Linked DNA regions of Homo sapiens: region 1 is linked to region 2. A link is a contact called in ENCODE Hi-C data. All regions are on one chromosome and are shown on one strand. The core of a region is the stretch at or near the end of the contact, and the rest is flanking DNA. Distances in the headings are between cores, read along the strand shown.

The links. A loop is a pair of places that touch in the nucleus more often than their neighbours do. Pooled maps may share reads with other maps.
Region 1: a map of B cell shows a loop between it and region 2 (7-fold over the local background). The contact joins the promoter of COPS4 here to the promoter of NUP54 in region 2. A Hi-C loop is called at or near these places in 2 of 168 maps with a recorded cell type or tissue (B cell and naive thymus-derived CD4-positive, alpha-beta T cell) and 6 of 50 pooled maps.

Annotation. Positions count from the first base shown.
Region 1 is chr4:83,031,959-83,038,050 of GRCh38, reverse strand. It overlaps COPS4 (COP9 signalosome subunit 4), which reads right to left and starts at 2,868. Exons shown (of 10, transcript NM_016129.3): 1 at 2,753-2,868. The coding sequence starts at 2,826. RefSeq lists enhancers at 2,379-2,438, 1,980-2,485, 2,499-2,558, 2,599-2,648, 2,749-3,098 and 2 more.
Region 2 is chr4:76,146,714-76,153,187 of GRCh38, reverse strand. It overlaps NUP54 (nucleoporin 54), which reads left to right and starts at 4,791. Exons shown (of 12, transcript NM_017426.4): 1 at 4,791-4,880. The coding sequence starts at 4,814. LOC124900718 (a long non-coding RNA gene) reads right to left here and starts at 4,639. Exons shown (of 2, transcript XR_007058144.1): 1 at 4,586-4,639; 2 at 1-3,981. RefSeq lists an enhancer at 4,682-4,841.

The sequences.
Region 1 (6,092 bases), core at 1,619-4,118, 6.9 Mb before region 2:
CAAAAGCAGCCTATAAAATGGAGGAAATGCTTTTCCTCTGGCTAATTTCTTATATAAACTTTAGACAGCTGTGTTAATTCACAGTTATGGGAAAGCATTTCTAACTGAGTTTTTAACAAGAAAACGAGCATAGTCTGGTAGGTTTAAAATGAGCTTTTTAGAGTAGATGAACCTGGATTCAAATACAAGCACTGCCCCTTTCTAGCTATTCATTAATTCAACCACGTTTATTGAACAACTACTGTTACAGATATCCCAATTGCTAGGAACACACAGTATTGATGTTTTAGAAACAATGTATTCCATTATTCTTTAATATGGAATCCTTTGTTACTCAGCTCCTAAAAAAAACACCCAAAAACCTTCATTAAAAGTACATACAAGAAAAAATACATTAAAAAAAAACACACTGATATATTTCAAGGGTATTTCTCTTAAAGCATATAGCTGGTAGAACTGATGTTGTTGTAAGGATAAATATCCTGCTACATTCTTGCCCACATAGGAAATGCAGGCAAGGCCAAGACTTTTCTCAGAAAGCAGCTCTGAAGGAGTTATGGCTAAGACTGCACTGGCTATCAGTTATCAAGCACATTATTTCATTTAATCTTCACAATAACACCATGTGGTAGACTGCTACAGTAACGGCTTCCAATGAATCGTGTCTCCCTCTGTCCAGGCTCCTTTGCAATGTAACTTTGCCACTAAAGAGGTAGTAGTAAGCTCCATTTCCCCTCCCCTTGAATCTGGGCTGGTCTTCTGATTTACTTTGACCAGTACTAGAGAACTGACGTGAGACTTCCTAGGCTATCCTTAAGAGGTCTTGCGACTTCCCCTCTCATAGGCACCTAAGAAAGCCCAAGCTAAACTACTGAATGAGAGACTGTGCAGAGAGAGAGAGAGATCCAGGCAAGAGCAAGATATGCATGTGAGTCCCGCCCCAGGTGTGTTGCCAGCTGACTATATCTGCATGAGTGAGCCCAGACAAGACCAGCAAAGCAGTCCAGTCAACCCATAGAATCCTGAGAAATCATAGTTGTTTTACACTGGTTAAGTTTTTGGTTTGTTACAAAGCAACAGATAACTGAAGCACGCTTTAAGTACTATTGTTTATCTCCAATTCAGACCTGAAGAAGTAAATACTTAAGTTTCAGAATTCTGCAAATACTTGCAAAGCTCTATTTCTTTTGATAACTAATGCACTTATTCTTCTTTAACAAAATAAAAAGTAAAGGAAGCATGGGGAAAAATATAAGCTGATTTTACTTTCATCCATATAAAAATTACAAGCAGAAAGGATTGAGCCATGAAGACATATTTAACTTATTTCCAACCCATACAATAAGTGAATATATATTTACTGACAGCTTAATAGTAACAACAACAATCTTACCGCACTTTCTATATGTCAGGTACTGTTCTACGTGATATAAGTGTGGTAAGTATATATGCACACACATACTCATCTTGTCCTCAGATAATGTCAGACAAGAATAAGTCCTATTATTATCTTCATTTTCCTGAGTGGGAAAATGCAGCACAAAGTAGTTAAGCCCAAAATATACGGCTGAATTTCCCACTGATAAAAGTAGATTACGTTTGCCACCAGAGAAAAGGCAGCCTAGCCTACTTAAAACAGTCAGAATTTCAATGACCAGGTTAGAACAGGTGTATCCCATTAATATACATCAAAGTGATTTCAGCTGTCAGGATGTAAACATTAAGATCAACTTGAGAGGCATACTTTATTTACTTATTTATTTACGGAGACGGGTGGCGGCGGGGGGGGGGGTCTCACTATGTTGCCCAGGCTGGTCTAGAACTCCTGCCCTCAAGTGATCCTCCCTCTCAGATCTCTCAGGCCTCAAGTGATCTCAGCCTCTCAAAGTGCTGGGATTACAGGCGTGAGCCACTGCACCCGGCCTAGAGAGGCATACTTTAAACAGAAAGCATGTTCATTACAAAAGAGAAATGCTGTGACATCTACAAAGAGAAAATGAACAATATACGTCTACCTACCTATGCTTAATACTGTTGACAACTGCTTGCAGAACAGGCACGTCACACATTTTAACTTGGAGTGAACCTAAGCATTCTATATAAATTTCGACAAAATTCAGATTCCTGCAAACATCACTACTGTAGACATCCTGACCCACGATATGAGCACATTCCGCCTATGTGCCATCAGAGTTGGTGGCAGAGAAAATACCCGAAACACAAGGACCCACAGAAGACAGTCTGAATGGTCTGGACGACATGACAGCGGCCATACCGCCTCAACCTCAGCCAGCCCCAAGAAGCCATCTCCCCGAAAAACGCAGCATCAAGGCCCCAGAATATACATTTCTCTGAATCAAAAAAAAAGAGGAGGAAGGTCCAAAGAGAGGCCAGATTCGGTGTGAGGCCGGCCAGCGATGGGAAGAGGTACCAGGGAAGGCTACTAAGGCCAGGGTAGCAGTCGTCTCTCAGACCGCTGTTCCAAAATCCTAAGGGACCAGAAAGATTCTATCAAGAACTGAACAAGCTGACAATCATTTCAAGTCTATAGCCTCGAAGGCCCCTGCACAAGGTCCCCTCCAGCTTTCTGCTTCTCCCAACATTTGCCTCCCCAGCCGACCTCAGGCCCGCCCCCTTGGACGTCAGGCCGGCTCCTAGCTTCACGCCCAAGAGCCGTGGCCAACCTAAGGAGATTAAGGCTGTGGCTTTCTTTCCCCACCTCTGTACTCCCGCGTTCCTGGGAAATACTCACTTGCCAGCCAGATCTTTATGAGAGCCGCTCGAATTCATGAGCTGGGCCAAATCCTGTCGCACGGCTGCCGCCATCTTTCTCCCAGCTCAGCGGTGGATGCGGGGGCCTCTGGCAGCCAAAAAGAAAACGAGTGTGGTCCTCCAGAGTGCAGCCAGAGGGAACCTGAGATGCTACAGAGTAGCGTCTGTGTGGGCCAGAGCGTCGGGTGTGGGAGCCTGGGCTAGCTCCGCCCCCAGGGTTGAGTGATGCGGAGCTCCACTCCTCAGGTCTGAGGCCTGCCCAGGTCTCTCCTACAGGCTCTGGCTCTCACGCTTGGACTTTGGATTGGCTGATGAACTCCAGTAGTGAGTCTCTGGTGTAACTCCAATGAGTAGCCGGTACATAAAACGACTGCGTTTTCGCAAAGTTCCGTTTCTCACGTCTGTGGTTTACCGTCCTTCGATCTTTCAGGCAGCGCTTAAACTGCCTGTGGTAAAGAATGAGTTTTGTTTCCGATTCACCACAGAAGATACTTTTTAGAAATACAATTAAAATGTCCCTATTCCTCCTCCCACTCCGTGCACTTTATAATGGTTGGTCAGACATTCCAGTTTGTCCAGTACAAAGCGATTTTCCCTCTGTCGTCCTGGAGTAATGATTAATATCCCCCCTTTCGGCCGGGCGCGGTGGCTCACGCCTGTAATCCCAGCACTTTGGGCAGCCGAGGCGGGCGGATCACGAGGTCAAGAGATCGAGGCCATCCTGGCTAACACGGTGAAACCCCGTTCTCTACTAAAAATACAAAAAAATTAGCCGGGCGTAGGTGGTGCACCCCTGTAGTCCCAGCAACTCGGGAGGCTGAGGCAGGAGAATGGCGTGAACCCGGGAGGCGGAGTTTGCAGTGAGCCGAGATCGCGCCACTGCACTCCAGCCTGGGAGACACAGCGAGACTCGGTCTCAAAAAATAATAATAATAATAATAACATCCTCCCTTTCATTCTAGAAACCGTTCCATTTCAATGGAAGATTATATGGTCGCCTGCGTTTGTATAACATTCAATACTCATGTATTCTTATAGAATTTCTGCAAATACAAGCAAATATTAATAAAATAAAATTTTACCTCTCACAAGCAACACCACATAATTGTTCTGCCTTGGTTTTTTTTTTTTGCACTTTTCCTGGTACTGTGGTTTGAAATAATTGTCTTCTCCAAAACTCATGTTGAGGGCTGGCGCCGTGGCTCACGTCTGTAATCCCAGCACTTTGGGAGGCCGAGGTGGACGGATCACCTGAGGTCGGGAGTTCGAGACCAGCCTGACCAACATGGAGAAACCCCGTCTCAACTAAAAATACAAAAATTAGCTGGGTGTGGTGGCACGTGCCTGTAATCTCAGCTACTCGGGAGGCTGAGGCACGAGAATCACTTGAAGCTGGAAGGCGAAGGTTACGGTGAGCCAAGATTGCACCACTGCACTCCAGCCTGGGCAACAAGAGGGAAATTCCGTCTCAAAAAAAAAAAAAAAAACAAACAACTCATGTTGAAACTTCATCTTTAATGTGGCAGTATTTAGAGGTGGGCCTTAAATAGGTGATTGGATCATGAGGGCAAAACCCTTGATCTATTCATGGATTAATGGGTTGTCATGGGAGAGAACATGTGGCTTTATTAGAAGAGGAAGAGACCTGAGCTAGCATGTTAGGAAGGTCACTCCCTTGCCATGTGATACCCTGTGCTGCTTCTGAACTCTAGCAAGTCCCCACCAGCAAGAAGGGTCTCATTAGATGTGGCCCCTTGACCTTAGACTTCTTGGCCTTCATAACTCTAAGATATAAATTCCTTTTCTTTATAAATTACCCAGTTTCAGGTATTCTGGTATAAGCAACAGAAAACAGACTAAGACAGCTGGACATCTTACCAGCTGTCCAGTCTTTCAAAATCACTCTTTTTGGAGCTAGAGGATATTACACAGTGAGAGTATGCCTTAGTTTATTTAATCCTTATAGGACATGTTATTTTTAATCAATGCGATGAATAACCTTTGCATACATTATATATGTACAGGTAGAACACATTACCAGAAATGAGGCAAAGGATAGACATACAATTTTGGTAGATATTGCCAAATTGCATTTTATAGGAATGGTATCATTTTGCCTTCCTACCAGAAATATATAGGGGTGCAGCTTCCTACAGCCTTGACTACAAAGGATGTCAAACTTTTGGATTTTTGCCATCTTGATGTGTGATAAATGGCATATTCCCTCTATTGGGAAAGAGAAAGAGAAGAATACCTGAAGAAGGAATCCCTTTTAAGAATGTGTATTAGTCTGTTCTCAGCCAGGCGTGGTGGCTCATGCCTGTAATACCACCACTTTAGGAGGCCAAGGCAGGTGGATCACCTGAGGTCAGGAGTTCGAGACCAGCCTGCTCAACATGGTGAAACTCTTTCTCTACTAAAAACACAAAAAATTAACCAGGCGTGGTGGCGGGTGCCTGTAGTCCCAGCTACTTAGGAGGCTGAGGCAGGAAAATCGATTGAACACAGGAGGCGGAGGCTGCAGTGAGCTGAGATCGTGCCACTGCACTCCAGCCTGGGTGGCAGAGTGAAATCTCAAAAATAAAATAAATAAAAAAAGAATGTATATTAGTCTGTTCTCACACTGCTATAAAGAACTACCTGAAACTGGGCAATTTGTAAAGAAAAGAGATTTAGGCCGGGCATGGTGGCTCACGCCTGTAATCCCAGCACTCTGGGAGGCCGAGGCGGGTGGATCACGAGGTCAGGAGATCGAGACCGTCCTGGCTAACACGATGAAACCCCGTCTCTACTAAAAATACAAAAAAATTAGCCAGGCGTGGTGGCGGGCGCCTGTAGTCCCAGCTACTCGGGAGGCTGAGGCAGGAGAATGGCGTGAACCCGGGAGGCGGAGCTTGCAGTGAGCCGACATCGTGCCACCGCACTCCAGCCTGGGCGACAGAGCGAGACTCCGTCTCAAAAAAAAAAAGAAAAGAGATTTAAATGACTCATAGTTCCACAGCCTTACAGGAGGCATGACTGGGGAAGCCTGAGAAAACTTACAATCATGGTGGAAGGGCAAAGGGGAAGAAAGTATGTCATCACATGAAGGCAGGAGAGAGAGAGAACACAAAGCGGGAGGTGCTACAGACTTTCAAACAACCACATCTCATGAGATCTCATTCACTATCACCAGAACACAAGAGGGAAATCTGCCGCCATGATCCAATCACCTCCTACCAGGTCCCTTCCCCAACACTGGGGATTACAATTCAACATGAGATTTGAGTTGGGGTACAGAGCCAAACCATATCAGAAAGTTAGGAGATTGCCCACATCAA
Region 2 (6,474 bases), core at 3,542-6,041:
TTTTTTTTTTTAAATTTACCCCCTTGTCTCCAGATAAATGATACGCTGCTTGGTGAATTTTGTTTCAGCATTACCCACTGACTCCCCACCATGGAGGATGAGGGCTTAGCTCTTTTCTATGCACATAAATATTCTTTTCATTCCCCCATCTTTCCAGTATAGTTATGCCATAATTTTGTCTAGCTCAATATTCAATTCACATTATTGGGATGATGTGGAAACTGCACAATTGAGCCATGTAGTAACATTTCAACACTTTTCCTTTCTCATCTAATATTAATTGTCCCACTGGCTTAGTTTTCATGTATTTATTACCAATTCAACCCCAACCTTGTTGCTGATTGTCTAAGTCTCTCTCAAATTGCTCATCCTTATGAAGTAGCCTTCCCCAGAACCTGACTTGCTACAGTCTGGACTGGTTGCTCTCCAAGTCATCCTGAGGATTCCTGCCATCTGTGTTGGAGCTCCTAATGTCTTCCTCTTTCAGCATTGGCTCCATCTTGGTGGCAAACATCCTCTAGTAACTAACTGCCTAAGAAATAGGAGGTATTTTGTTTTTTAATAGTTTTTTTTTTGTCTAAAAATGCTATTATTCTCCCTTCATAGTTGATCTATAAGTTGGCTGGGAATAGAATTGTAGCTGGAAATAATTTGTATTCAGAAATTCAAAGGCATTTCTCAACTGCCTTCTAGCTAGTGTTACCATTGAGAAGTCTGATGCCATTTTGATTCTTGTTTTTGTGTGTGTGACCTCTTTTACTCTCTGGAAACTTCTTTGCCATCATGGTTCTGTTATTTTGGAATGTGCCTTAGTGTGAGTCTATTTTGATTAATTGTAATGAGCATTTGGTGAACCATTTTCAACCCAGCAGTGTCTTTCAATTATGATAAATTTTCTTGAATTATTTAATAATTTCCTCAGCTGTGCTGCCTTCTTGAACAGTCACAAGTATACTATTTTTTTTTTCTTTATTTTTGAGACAATGTTTCACTCCGTCACCCAGGCTGGAGTGCAGTGGCATGATGGCTGCTCACTGCAGCGTCAACCTCTGGGGCTATTGGCGTGTGCCACACCTGGCTAATTTGGTCTATTTTTTTTTTTTTTTGTAGAGATGGGGTCTCCCTATATTACCCAGGCTGGTCTCAATCTCCCCAGCTCAGTGACTCTGCCGCCTTGGTCCCCCAAAGTGCTGGGATTACAAGTATGAGCCACTGCACTTGGCCCACAAGTGTACTATTAACTCAATATCTGGTTTTCCCTCACTCAACTGTAAGTTCTCAAAGGCACAAACCATACCTTTTTTGTTTAGCACTCAGAATAGTACCAAGTACATAGTAGGACTCAATAAACTCTGAATGAACGAATAATAGGAAGAGACCAAATCTTGAAGGACTTTAAAGGACAGATTTTTCTCTATACTCTTTCTGAAATTATTGTATTAGTGTGCATGATATAACAGTGTGTGTGATAGAGGGCTTTTTGAACTAGTCCTCTAGTTTTAGTTTCTCCTCAATTTTCCATCCTTGGTCTTTTTGTTTTTCTTTCTGAGAGATTTCTTCACCTTTATCTTCCGACACTTCTACTGGGTTTTTCATTTCTGGTAATAGCTTTAAAATTCCAATAGCTCTCTTTTGTTCTGCTAAGAATACCTTTCTTTGAAAATAATAACATCCTGATATTATTTCATGGTTACAATATCTCTTCCTATCTCTCTGCGGATATGTTCACTTTTTAAAAGTTTTATTCTCCTTGCAGTTAGTTTCCTCCAAGCTGCTTTTGCTGCTCTATTTGTTTTGACCTCTATACATTGTGTTAAAGGCTCTCCTCAGCTTGGTAATCCTTGCTGGTCTACTCATATATAAGAGTGGGACTTAAAAGCTGAATGGAAGTTCTGAGTGCCTTAGTGAGGCTTGCAAAGTGTGAGCTTTATTATAAAGCAGGATTTCTCAAACTCTGTAATAGTGGTATTTGGGGCCAGGTAATTTTTTGTTTGGGTAGGAAGGGAGTCTGTCCTAGAGTATTTTGCAGCATCTTCAACTTCTACTCAATAGATGCCTGTAAGATCTTCCCAATTGCAACCACCAAAACTGTCTGTAGACACTGCCAGATGTGCCAGGGGATGGGAGAAGTAGAAAATTGGCACCAGTTGAGAACCACTGCTATAATGTCATGTGGCTAAATCATTTATTTAGAGATTTCTGATGTCAGATGATTGTCTTTTCTTTGATACTGGTCATTTCACCCATAAAAAATTCTCCTATATCTTCCTGGAGGGCGAAGGCCTGGCTGCCAATGTTCTGGGAGCAGTAGGGGAAGGTGTGTATAGGCATGCATTTCCACTCAGTCTTCCACCATTCAGTAGGGCACTACCCACTCTCAATAATGTCTGGTGCCCCCAAGTCCAGAGACACTACTATTTTTTTTTTTTTTACACTGACGGGGGGTGGGGGGGAGTCCCCACTGTGTTGCCCAGGCTGGCTGAACTCCTAGGCTCAAGCAATCCTCCCACATCAGCTTTCCGAGTAGATGGGACTATAGGCTGGTGCCACTGTGCCTGGCAAATACTATTTTAATCACTGTAGAGAAGAATCCTCCATTATTTTTCTAGAGTGGGGAAGAAGCATTCACTTGGCTGCACGAGGTCAGAAGAGGATTTGGGGAGCTCTAACTGCTTCTTAAATAGACTTTCAACCAGTTCCTCTCATTTTAACTTCCCTTTACCCCAACTTATGAAGATACGTGATATCTCCAATTCCTGAGCTTCTGGCAGATTCCATAAATTAATCATTGGTTTTCCTTTCTGCTAGACTGGGAGGGCTGTTTGTTTTTTTAAGGTAAGCTGAGTACTTAGCCATTAGACAATGTGCTAAATCAGGGGTGTCCAATCTTTTGGCTTCCCTGGGCCACGCTGGAAGAAGAAGAATGGTTGTTTGTTTTTTTAAGGTAAGCTAAGTACTTAAGCGTTAGGCTATGTGCTAAATCAGGGGTGTCCAATCTTTTGGCTTCCTTGGGCCACACTGGAAGAAGAAGAATTGTCTTGGGCCACACATAAAATACACTAACAATAGCTGATGAGCTTTAAAAAAAATCGCAAAAAACCTCACAATGTTTCAATAAAGTTTACGAATTTGTGTTGGGCTGCATTCAAAGCCATCCTAAGCCATGAGCCACATGTGGCCTGTGGGCCGCAGCTGGACAAACTGCTGGTAAATCAAAGCTCCTTAACATGCTAAGGAAGGTCTTTCAAGATCTGGTTTCCACCTATCTGTCATTCATTCATTATTTATTTCCCCCTGTTATATGCCAGGCACTTGTGATGGGCATGGAACAAGAGGGACATGGTTCTTGCACTTATGGAATATATACTATTGTAAGGAAAAATTAGATTGATAAATTATCTGTGACAAACAGTGAAAGAAGGCAGGGCAGTGGGTATGAGAGCATACTCAGTTTGTAGGAGTCAGACACGGGTCCACCATTCACCAACTTGCCCAAGCCAGAAAGCAGGAGGTTGTCCTTGAATCCTTACTTCCCACGTCCAAATACTACGAGTCTCATATATGCTATTTCTTAAGTATCTCTCAAATTTATTCTCCTAATTCCACTGCCAGATGTAATCCAAGTCATTATCATCTCCTACCTGTGCAACTACAACAGACTCCTAAAAGCTCTATCTTCCTCAGGCATTCTGGCTCCTTCCAATCCATTCTCCTTATGGCAGCCAGAGGGATCTTCTAAAAACAAAATTCTAGTCATACTAGTCCTCTGCCTAAAACCCCTTAAAGGTTTCCCATTACCCTCAAGAAATAGTCTGAAATCCTTACCATAATTTACAAGGCAATATAATATAATGGTAATTTTTACAAATTGGGACTCTGGAGTGGAGAAACATGAGTCCAAAACCAGACTCCAGAACCTACCTGCAAGGTGACTTTGGGCAAGCTGCTTAACAACTCCAAACCTCAATTCTCTCATCTCACCTGCAAAATACAGTTACAGAATCTTCTCTATTTATTTATTCTGAGGATTAAATTATATTACAAGTACAACAGAGGGGGCCCACTCTTCCCCTCTTTTTCAGTGCTCCCCTTAGAGCTGTGGTTAGGAGTATTTACTCTGTAAACAGCCTGACCCTTTGGTACCTGTTTCCTCTTTTATAAATTGGAGATAGCAGCAACCCACCTCATAAGATAGCTGATTAAATTATGTAAAATGTCTAGAAGAGTGCCTGGCACATAGTAAACGCAACGTGTTTGCTACAATTCCATTCGCTTTCATTTCTTCCAACGTGCATCCTCTTTACTGCTTCTGCTCCGTCTACTCATCCTTCAGCACTGGGTTCAAATACCACCTCCTCGTGGGTGTTGGGGGGGTTCTCAACCCCAGCCCTGCTGCCCGACCTCCCAGGCCCGCTAGTTGATGAGGCAGCAACTTCAACCCTACCACATACAAATTCTAGCTGTCTACCGCGTATCCCTACAGTAACAACTTCAGCCTCTGCACACCTTTCCCAAAGAACCTCCCTACGGCAGTTTTTAAAGGACTCTCAGGCGGCACACCCTCGCGAGCGTCCCAGCATTTTACCTTAACAGTGACACCCCACAGCATGTGAAGCCCACCGGAAGTGAGCTGGCTGGGGGCGTTCCCTCACAACCACCCACCTCCTACGCCCTTGGCGCCTTCCGGCCTCTTAGGCTAGGTCAGAAAGGAGGCGGAACTCGGTGATCTGACTGGCGGTTTCCCGGCCGGACTGAGAAGGGGAGCGCGCTGCGCGTCGCAGGAGTAACCTACTTGGTCTCCTGCTTTCGCGACATGGCCTTCAATTTTGGGGCTCCCTCGGGCACCTCCGGTACCGCTGCAGCCACCGCGGCCCCCGCGGGTGAGTGATCCCCCTAGACCTTCACCCGGGAAGAAGGGGAAGGGTCTGGTCCGCCCCCTCTGTCCGAGACTCTCCGACCTGGGGATCCTGGAATCTCCCGCCGACGCGGAGACTTTAGAGGCATTGGAAAAGGGCGGGCGGCGGCAGAGTGGGCCGAGGCGGCACCCGAGGAGGCCACGGGGGTACTCGGGGTCCCACTAGAAGCTCGCTTGCCGCGCGTGAGTTTCCACAGGGCCCTGGCTTGAGCGGTTCGCTTCCCGCTGCCGGGGAGTCCTACTCAGAGAAATTGGAGGTTGCTTCCCTCTCCCCTTGCCCGAGAACCTCCCTCCCCTCTGCACCTCAGCCTCCTGGATGGGCGGGAACGCTTGCGTGGTTCCCGCTGCCGGACTCGGCGAGGATAGGGCTGGGGATCCACCGGCACTGCCCATTGACTCCCTTAGTTCCACCCCCGGCCCCCTGTGGTCCTCGCTGTGGGGTTTATCCGTCATGCTTCTTCCATCTGCCCCACCCCACCCCCACTCTGCTTTCTTAAACTGTTTGGAGCAAAACCAGGTTTGTTCACTTCTGTGAAACCTCCTGCTGATTCTTCTAATCCTTATCTTGCTTTCTTTTCTTTTTCCCTCTCCCCCTTTTTAAAATTTTGTTTCTTTGCCTACACGCCTATCAGGATTTGGTGGGCTTGAGACTGCCAACTCCACCGCCAGTGGGTTTAATTTTGGGGGTTTCGGATTAACTGCTAATCCTGCAGTGAACTTTAATATTGGGAATTTCGGTGTTTCTACTACCTCGGCGACTCCGTTCAATTTTGGTAACAGTCTGGCAAGTGCAGGTAGATACTGCGGGTTGTATGTGTAACCAGTGTTGGGAGCTGGAGTCCAAGAATATTGTGGTTCCTGGAGTTTGGGAAAGAACAGTTACTTGTCTAATAGGGAAAGGAAATTTATTTCCTTATCTCGAATCAAAAACATCTGTATCAAGTTTTTACTGCCTTAAAAGATGTGGTTTAGGAAAGTTTTGCAAGTTACAGTGTTCCTTTATTAAATGTGCACTTATCTTCCAAATGATAAGCATTTGGATTATAATTTTGAATAGATCTTTAAAATTATTAGGTAGGACTTCCAAAGTATAAACTCACCACCAGTCAAGCCCATCCTGGGATTCTTGGACTCCTGCAGTCATTTTTCATTTTTTCTGCATCTTTCATTGAGATTTCATTTTATTGTCCTTGTGTTTCCAAAGAGAAACAAGTCTTATACGAACAGCAGTAACCTGTTTTGTTTTTTAACTTGTGTTATAATGATAATAATGTATTTCTTTGGTCAACTCAGCAGATTAGGATACTATAAGATGTGTAATTTCTATAAGATTTGTAATTATAGAAAGAATCCCCAGTTCTTTGCTGGAATTTTGGGAAATGCTCAAAGAGAGCAGTTTAGTTTTATGTGATATAGCATCGAATTCTAAAAGGTAAGCTAGACGTCTTTGCATTCAAAAAGATAATTATGAAGATTTTCATATGCACGTGGGTTGTTTGCAGCTCATTAGAAATTTTGCAAAACAATAATGATATATACATTTAAAATAGGTTTATGGG